Regions from separate parts of the Homo sapiens genome. Here region 1 is linked to region 2. Evidence: read pairs that join two places in POLR2A ChIA-PET (ENCODE). Cell type or tissue: HepG2. All regions are shown on one strand. Links, peaks and the distances in the headings refer to the core of each region. The heading gives the core; the rest is flanking DNA. Region 1 has its middle 7.4 kb from the start of PSD2-AS1. Region 2 holds the start of LOC124901083 (a long non-coding RNA gene).

Region 1 (4,389 bases), core at 153-4,152, 230 kb before region 2:
TATTCTGGATAAACTCATGGAAGCTGAATCAGGCAATTTGTCTGTCTCTTGCTTTGTTTCTGCTGTTGCCCCTGCTTTGCAGGGATCTCAGCACACGCTTGGTCTCCCCTCTGAAGCAGACCCCAGCCGGGTCTGGGGGGTGTCCAGTCCTGCACTCCCAGGGCTGATCCCCCCAGGAAGGTATCCATGCCTATGCACACACCACCCCCATGGGTTCTTGTGGCCCCTCAGGAAGGGGGCAGGACCAGGGCCCAGCCTTGGCCAAGAGCTGCCCCCAGCAGACCTCTCTCTGCCACTGCTCCCCACAAGGTTTCCAGCACCCCCAGCCCCTCCCTCTTCTGGGGAACCTTGCGGCTGGGCCCGTGCCTGCGGCGAGTCTCACCCCAGTATTATTTTAGTCGCAGACAGACACGAGGCAGATGGTGACAACATCCCTTCCCCGCTCCCCACTGACGAGCCGTTGCCGCCCTGAAGCCTCAGGGTTCTTCTCCCTCAGGAATATTTCAGTCCCGACTCGGTGGCTAAATGCGGCTGCTCGTGTGAGACAAGCGCACATCTGCGCCTCCTCCTCCCTACCCCCTACCCATTTCCTGAGGCTGAGCAGAGCCCTGGGGAGGCCCTGCCCACTTGCAGCTCTGCCCCATCCTCCCAGCTGCCCTACTGTGTGCCAGGCATCATGCCATGAGCATGGTACCACTGGGAGAGGGCAGTTACTGTGCCCACTTTACAGATGAGGAAGCTAAGGCTCAGAGTGAAGCAGGGGCCATCCCAGATCACACAGCAGGAGAGAAGGCGTTCCCTTGGGTCCCAGTGCACCCTGGAGACAGACACAGCCTCCCTCTGCTCCTTCCCCACCCCTCAATCCTCCACCTTACCACCCCTGTGCCTACTCCAGGCAACTTGCCTTTCTAGGAGCTATTTCATTGTGCCCACTCTCCTGCATCAACCTGTAGCCCAGGGCACGGGGCTAGCCAGCTAGCTGGTCCTAGCTCAGTGGGCATTCGGCTATAATTGTGACTACCGAAGTCAGGATGGACAAATGCAGGAGGAGGAGACCTCTTGCATGAGACAGGCCTGGTTTCAAATCCCAGCTTTGTTATGACTTTGGGCAAATCACTTCACCTCCCAGGACCTGTTTCTTCATCTGTAAATGCACAGCAGCAGTATAACCTCTCCTTACCCCTAATTCAATGAGTGACTGCTATATTCCCAGCACCTAAAGCAGGGCCTGGAACACAGTGGGTGCTCAATGTGTATTTGCTAAATGAATGACACAGGTAATAAGATGAGCATCAGCCCTGGCTCCATGGAGCTAGTCCTCCCAGCAGCCCCACCCTCAAAAAGGCCTGGGGCCAGCTCTGCCTTGGTGGCCCACTAGGAGCTGAAGTTGGTCACAAGAGCCAAACAGAGTCTTGTCTCTAGGCCCCTCCCCAAGCCCCACAATGCAAAGTGCTTGGGGCCTTAGGGGGCGGGCCATGGGCACGGGGACCCCATAATAGGCCTGGGTGCCAGCCAAGTGTGGGAGTTGGGCTGAGGTTGTTTTGGTTCCCTCATGCCCCCTTCTCCAGCCACCCACCCTGACTGGCCAGGGGTGGTGAAGCTGGACAAGGGCTCTTTGAGGGCTTGGGACACTTTCTGGGCAGGTGAGGACATGTCTATTCCCAGTCAGGCCTCCTGGCTGTGGGCTCCCTACCCCAGCACAGTCCGACACCCCACCCCCCACCACACCTCAGCTGGCCTTCTGGGGCTGGGCCAAGATACACACTGACAAACCAGCACACAAAAACACCACCCACCACAGTGACACTCACACCCTGTAAAGATATACAAAGCATATACACACAAACATACACCACCCAACTGAAGGCACAGAAACAAACAGACGCAATTTAGTGTGCACGGCAAGGTACACAAGCTCACAATGTCTGTGATGCAGAGCGCACCATGTGCACCCAGCGCAGGGTGTATCCATATAGTCACACAGCATGGCTGCTAACACGTGTGTGGCACAACCCAGCCCAGGTACATAGCTCAGGAGCACAGATGTGCACAGCAGGAGGTATGAGGCCAGTCTTGCACCGAAGCTGAGGTCTGTCTCCCCATACCAGACCAGCAGCTCAGGGACAGGTTGGGGTAGGGACACAGGGCCATCGGAAGAGGAAGAGGGCAGGCCGGGCCCAGGGTGGGGGTGTGTCGGGGTCAGCTCTGCAACCCCCACTTTTACAGGACTTGGCCGAGGCATCAGTGCCTGCAACAAGCAGGTTTTTTTGTGGTAAAAAGGTCAGGACCCTCACCTCTAATCACATTGACATGTCACTACCAATCTCTCCCCTCAGCAGCCACCTCTGCCCAGGTCACCCTCACACTCACGCATGGCATAAGAAACTGGATGAGGCTACTCACTGTCACCATAAAAGCCAATACAAAGGGAAAGAGAGGCTGAGTGTCAGTCAGTGCAGGTGCGGAGACACTTTTCAGCAGGGAGTTCTGGGCAGCAGACCACCCTCTGCCAATCATGGTCAGTCAGGAAGGGTAAGTTCATCTCAGTGGCCACACATCAACCCAGCCCTGAGAACACAGCCCTGAGGCCAGCCGGCTTGGGAAGGCCTCCTGGTGAAGGACAAAGGCCCTCCTCTCTGGCGCTCCCTGTTCCTGGCACATCTCATCCATTGCTTCCCATCTCTGGTCACTGCTCTGCGGTGCCCACTGCCCTGGCACTGGCATTCAAGGGCCCTAGTTATCTGACCCCATTCAGAGCTTTTTTCTCCAGGCCTTCACCAATGCTGTTTCCTCCACCAATGGTGCATTCCCAGCCTCCACTTTTGGTGGCCTCTCCATCCATCAAAATCAATGCCACCCCTCCCCCCACAAGAAACCTCCCCAGTCACTGCCAGGAAAAAAATTCTCACTTCAGTCCTGGAATGAGAGATGAGGACCCATGTGGGGCTCTGCTGGACCCCAGTGTCCTAATCAGCAAAATATGAAAGACACGGCCCATCACCACTGAGAGCAGAAGAGACAGAACAACAAGTGCAGTGATCCCAAAGTAGGGTTCACAGACCCCTGGGAGTCTCCCAGACCTTTTCAGGGGTAGATGAGGTCAAAATTATTTTACTAATAATACTAAGACATTATTTGACTTCTTTATTATGTCTAAGCCATACTAGGTAAAACTGTTGCTGGCTTAGCACAAATCAAACTGTACTAGGAGTCATATTCGGCACATGTATGCAGAATTCACATAAAACGCTTCTATAACATACCAGAGTTGGCCAGACGTGGTGGCTCATGCCTGTAATCCCAGCACTTTGGGAGGCCGAAGCGGATCACGAGGTCAGGAGTTCGAGACCAGCCTGGCCAACATAGTGAAACCCCGTCTCTACTAAAAATACAAAAATTAGCTGGGTGTGGTGGCACGCACCTGTAGTCCCAGCTACTTGGGAGGCTGAGGCAGGGGAATCGCTTGAACCCGGGAGGCAGAGGTTGTGGTGAGCCGAGATCCCACCACTGCACTCCAGCCTGGGCAACAGAGCAGGACTCCGTCTCAAAAACTATATATATATATATATATATATATATATATATATCAATCAAAGTGTGTTGGCTGCCTCAAGAAAAGCATTTATGCTATTGTTTGAGTTGCGAGCTGAACTAGCTGGTTTTTTTATGGCACGTCATTTTTACTTGACAGAAAGACTGACAGGCAGTCTTGGATATTTGGCAGTTATTCTCTCACAAATAATGAAGTAAGCCAGTCACTTCAAGGAAAACAACACACAGTATTTGTTGCCAATGATAACAATCTTTTTGTTTTGTTTTGTTGTTGTTGTTGTTTGGGGACAGGTCTCACTATGTTACCCAGGCTGGATGCAAACTCCTGGGCTCAAAGGATCTTCTCGCCTCAGCTTCCTGAGTAGCTGGGTCTACAGGTACACACTGCTATGCCCAGCTAAAATTCTATTTTCATTTTGCATATTCTGCTTATGTATAAAATTATATTTTTAAGTGAAATTTAAATTTTGAAAGACAGGTATACAACACCATAACACCATAAGCTTCACAGTTTCCTGGTACATTTCTAATGAAACTGTTGGTGATATCCATGGATGTGATTTTTTAATATGGCATAATGAAATGTGTTAATAATTGAGAGATCTTTATAACTCAGTGAACAAATATTTTTTATTTTAAAAAATTATTTATTTATTGTTCATTTTTTAGAGACAGGGTCTTGCTATGTTGCCCAGACTAGCTTCGAACTCCTAGACTCAAGAAATCCTCCTGCCTCAGCCTTCCACGTAGCTGGGATTCCAGGCATTGTGCCCAGAAAAATTTTCTTTTTTTTTTTCTGAGATGGAGTTTCGCACTGTCACCCGGGCTGGAGTGCAG
Region 2 (4,389 bases), core at 220-4,219:
ATGGATGAGGGGGTGGCTTGTTTCTCACTGGACAATCTTTTTTAAGTGCCCTTGTAAACCATACTGATAACAAGCCCTACTGGGTGATTGGCCTGCTCCATTTTCTGTCCTTTCTGAACCAACAAGGTTTGTTTGTCTGAGGGCCATGACTAAGGCTGTGGCCTTTCTCTGATCTTGCTTTTCCTTTTGGGCCTATTCCTCTTGGTCCCTATTATAGAACGCTGAGGTTACTAAGTTTAATAATGCCTCCAGATTTTGTTCAGGGCCCAGGGCTCACTGTTGGAGCTTTCTCCTGATATCTGTGGCTGATTGGGTAATAAACTTATCTTTTAGAATCAATTGACCCTCTAGTGAGTTGGGTGACAGGGGAGTATATTTTCTTAAGGCCTCCCGTAGCCACTCAAGGAAGGCAGACAGATTTTCTTCCTTTCCTTGAGTTATGGTGGACATCACTGAATAATTCATGGGCTTTTTCCTAATTCTCCTTAGTCCTTCTAGAACACAGGTCAACAGATGTTTACAACTCCAGTCCCCATGATCTGAGTCAAGGTCCTAGTGGGGATCATACTGGGGACGGCTTGCTGACTGGTAGGGAATTTGTCCATTTCTTTAGCTGTCATTCTATCATTTACTTGTCTAAGATACCAGGTACCTCCAAACTCAGCTAAAGCTGCATTCTTTTCATTAAAGGCCAGGGTTTCCTCTAACAATAGCATGACATCTCTCCAAGTGAGATCGAAGGTTTGCCCTAGACCCTATAGGACATCTATGTACTTATCAGGATCATCTGAAAACTTCCCCAGGTCTGCCTTGATCTGCTTTAAATCAGAGAGGGAGAAGTGGACATGTACCCGGGTTGGGCCAAATTCCCCTCCCCCTACAGCTTGAAGAGGACATAACCGATAGCCTGGGGGTTTTTGTGGTCCTTTGGAGATTTCTTTGCTTATTTCCTTCTGGGCAGGGGAGATTAGAGGAGGCTTATCATTAATAGGAAGGGGAGCTATAGGGAGGCTAGGATTTGAGGGTATGCTGAAAGGTCCTCCTGTGGGATGTAAATTGCAAGCTTTGCATAGTTGTCTATTCTCCTTCAATGAAAAGAAAGCTTGGACATAAGGTATTTCAATCCATTTGCCTTCTCTCTTACAGAAAAGGTCAAGCTGCAGGATAGTATTGTAATTTATACTTCCCTCAGGGGGCCATTTTTCCCCATCAGAGAGAATACTGGGGCCACGCCATAGTGCAGACAAAAATGAGCTGCCTCTTTTTCAGGGTTTGCAGGTCAAATTGGTCCTAATGACTGAGGATGCATTTCAAGGGTGAGCCTGTTGATGCCTGAGTGTTTCCCATCTGAAAGACAAAACTGCCCATGGTTTTGGTTTGTTTGTTTCTCCCCCTGCCCAAGAATCTGCAGTGGTCCCTGGACACTGCTGATCGGAATAGTTGCACTCACTGACACAGCAGCAGAAACACCTCTTGCCCAAGAACCCGCAATGGTCCTTGGACCCTGCTGATCAGAATAGTTGCACTCACCAATGCAGTAGCAGAAACACTAGTTTTCCTCCTAGACCACAAGGAGGACTGAGGAAGGTCGGATTTAGTGGCCCTTACCAATGCATTCTTGAAAACCTGCACCGTTGCCTGTCCTCCTAGACCACAAAGAGGACCAAGAAAAATCGGATTTAGTGGCCCTTACTGACGCATTCTCGATAACCTGTTAGAATCCTAAGCATTCTCCTGTTAGTATTGGGACTTTACCCCTGTTCTATAAAGATGCTATGCCCCAAAAATGAAGTGGAGGGCCATACTCTGAGGGAGGGAAGGGATCTCCAGAGTTGGAAGTGTGATGCCTTTTGTCCTCACTTATATGAATAGGAAGGATAAAGGCTCCCCATATCCTAGCTTCTAAGGATATCCTAGCTTTCTAAGGCTCCCCATATCCTAGCTTCAGAAATAGCTTTTGTTAGTCCTGTTTGTCTGAGGAGGGATCCTAGAATTCCAGATATTCCCCCCTACAATGGGGCTTTGGGCAAAAATTATGTCTTTCTGATTGGTGAGACTGGGTGCCTACAGAAGGGACTCTCATGAGTCCTGAAGTTTATACTAGAAATCATTCTTATGGGAGAAACTAGAAAAGCACCAGAGATAGGGAGTGGTTTTTAGAAGCAGGACTAGCCTCAGAGAAGAGAGGCGAGAGGAAGTTTGTCTGACAGGCATTAGGACCCAGGAGGCAAGGGTCAGGATAGATAGGATAGACGGGCGAGTCTCGCTTGGGCGACATGACTTTCAGAGTTCCACTCATGGCCGCAGGGTCAACCAACTTGTCGGGACCTGGGAGCTGAATGGCTTTCCTCTGTGTTGACCCTTGGCTCAGTCCAGAAGTACAGGAAAAGCGGAAGCTGGTTCCAGGCAAACCAACGCTCCCAACTCTGAAGAGTCGGGTGTTGTCAGAGAGCCCTTTCCCAGAAAGCCTGATACTCTTGTCTTTAGTCCGGCGGCCACGCTAGTCGCTTTTAACTGGCTGACAGGTGCCCGGTATTTAGCCCCCAAATTCTAAGGAAAAATAGGACAGAATAGCAAGCGAAAGGGGTCTGATGGTACTCACCACTTGGCGATAGGCGATAGTCCCATCTGGGTAGACAAAATGTGTCTGGAATTGGTTCCTTCTGGTGGGTTCTTGGTCTCACTGACTTCAAGAATGAAGCCGCAGACCCTCACGGTGAGTGTTACAGTTCTTAAAGATGGTGTGTCCAGAGTTTGTTCCTTCAGATGTTCAGATATGTCCGGAGTTTCTTCCTTCTGGTGGGTTCATGATCTTGCTGACTTCAGGAGTGAAGACACGGACCCTCGCAGTGAGTGTTACAGCTCTTAAAGGTAGCACGTCCGGAGTTGTTCATTCCTCTCAATGGGTTCGTGGTCTTGCTGACTTCAGGAGTGAAGCTGCAGACCTTCCCAGTGAGTGTTACAGCTCTTAAAGCTGGCATATCTGGAGTTGTTTGTTCCTCCCAGTGGGTTTGTGGTCTCGCTGGCTTTAGGAGGGAAGCTGCAGACCTTCACAGTGAGTGTTACAGCTCAGAAAGGTAGTGCAGACCCAAAGAGTGAGCAGCAGCAAGATTTATTGCTAAGAGCAAAAGAACAAAGCTTCCATGATGTGGAAGGGGACCCGAGCAGGTTACCACTGCTGGCTCAGGTGGCCAGCTTTTATTCCCTTATTTGGCCCCGCCCACATCCTGCTGATTGGTCCATTTTACAGAGTGCTGATTGGTCCGTTTTTACAGAATGCTGATTGTTGCATTTACAAACCTTTAGCTAGACAGAGCGCTGATTGGTGCATTTTTACAGAGTGCTGATTGGTGCATTTACAAACTTTTAGCTAGACACAGAGTGCTGATTGGTGTGTTTACAATCCTTTAGCTAGACAGAAAAGTTCTCCAAGTCCCCACCCAACCCAGAAGCCCAGCCGGGTTCACCTCTCACTATGAGGGAATCAGCCCAAGATGAAGGAAGAAGCCCCTTTGGGCCCCTGAATGCCATCTCAATGACAGTGTTCAAGGCCCAGATCTAGCCTGATGTGGGTCACCTCTCTTGCAGGCACTGCATTTCCACTAACATGGCCCAAGGAAACATCAGCCTTTGGTTTCTATTTTTTGAGACAGAGTCTCTCTCTATTGCCCAGGCTGGAGTGCAGTGGTGCAATTTCAGCTCACTGAAACCTCTGCCTCCCAGGTTCAAGCGATTCTCCTGTCTCAGCCTCCCAAGTAGCTGGGATTACAGGTGTGCGCCACCATGCCTGGCTAATTTTTGTATTTTTAGTAGAGATGGGGTTTCACCATGTTGGTCAGGCTGGTCTTGAACTCCTGACCTCAAGAGACTCACCTGCTTCAGCCTTCCAAAGTGCTGGGATTACAGACGTGAGCCACCACATCCAGCCAGCATCAGCTTTTTTTTTTTTTTTTTTTCAGACGGAAGTTTGCTCTTGTTGCCAAGGCTAGAGTGTAATGGCACAATCTCAGCTCACTGCAATCTCAGCCTCCCAGGTTCAGGCAATTCTCCTGCCTCAGCCTCCCGAGTAGATAGGACTACAGGCATGTGCCACCATGCCAGGCTAATTTTGTATTTTTAGTAGAGACAGGGTTTCTCCATGTTGGTCAGGCTGGTCTTGAAGTCCTGACCTCAGGTCATCCACCTGCCTCAGCCTCCCAAAGTGCTGGGATTACAGGCGTGAGCCACTGTGTCTGGCCCAGCATCAGCTTTTTGATCATGACTCGAAGTACACCTGTGGCCCTTCAAAGCTCTCAAGGATTCTTCACTCAAACTGCTGAGAGACCAAGATACCCCCATCTTGGGATCACACAGCTGTGTTAATGAACCTAAGACTGAATTTATTTCCAT

The links. Peaks named below come from ENCODE experiments on the same cell type or tissue, not always from the same donor. Only the 100,000 strongest peaks of a DNase experiment are listed, where the experiment ranks them.
Region 1: POLR2A ChIA-PET joins it to region 2 with 5 read pairs; 1 of 35 experiments calls an interaction of 5 or more read pairs at or near these places.

The regions. Positions count from the first base shown.
Region 1 is chr5:139,736,598-139,740,986 of GRCh38, reverse strand. No RefSeq gene overlaps it. Among named protein-coding and RNA genes, the nearest start is that of PSD2-AS1, 7.4 kb to the left of the region's middle. RefSeq lists an enhancer at 1,910-2,837. In HepG2, for the core only: no CTCF peak of the experiment used is centred there; DNase peaks (open chromatin) are centred at 1,442 and 1,726.
Region 2 is chr5:139,502,027-139,506,415 of GRCh38, reverse strand. LOC124901083 (a long non-coding RNA gene) reads right to left here and starts at 3,174. Exons shown (of 2, transcript XR_007058961.1): 1 at 2,603-3,174. In HepG2, for the core only: no CTCF peak of the experiment used is centred there; DNase peaks (open chromatin) are centred at 1,493, 2,325 and 3,235; H3K4me3 peaks cover 2,044 bases.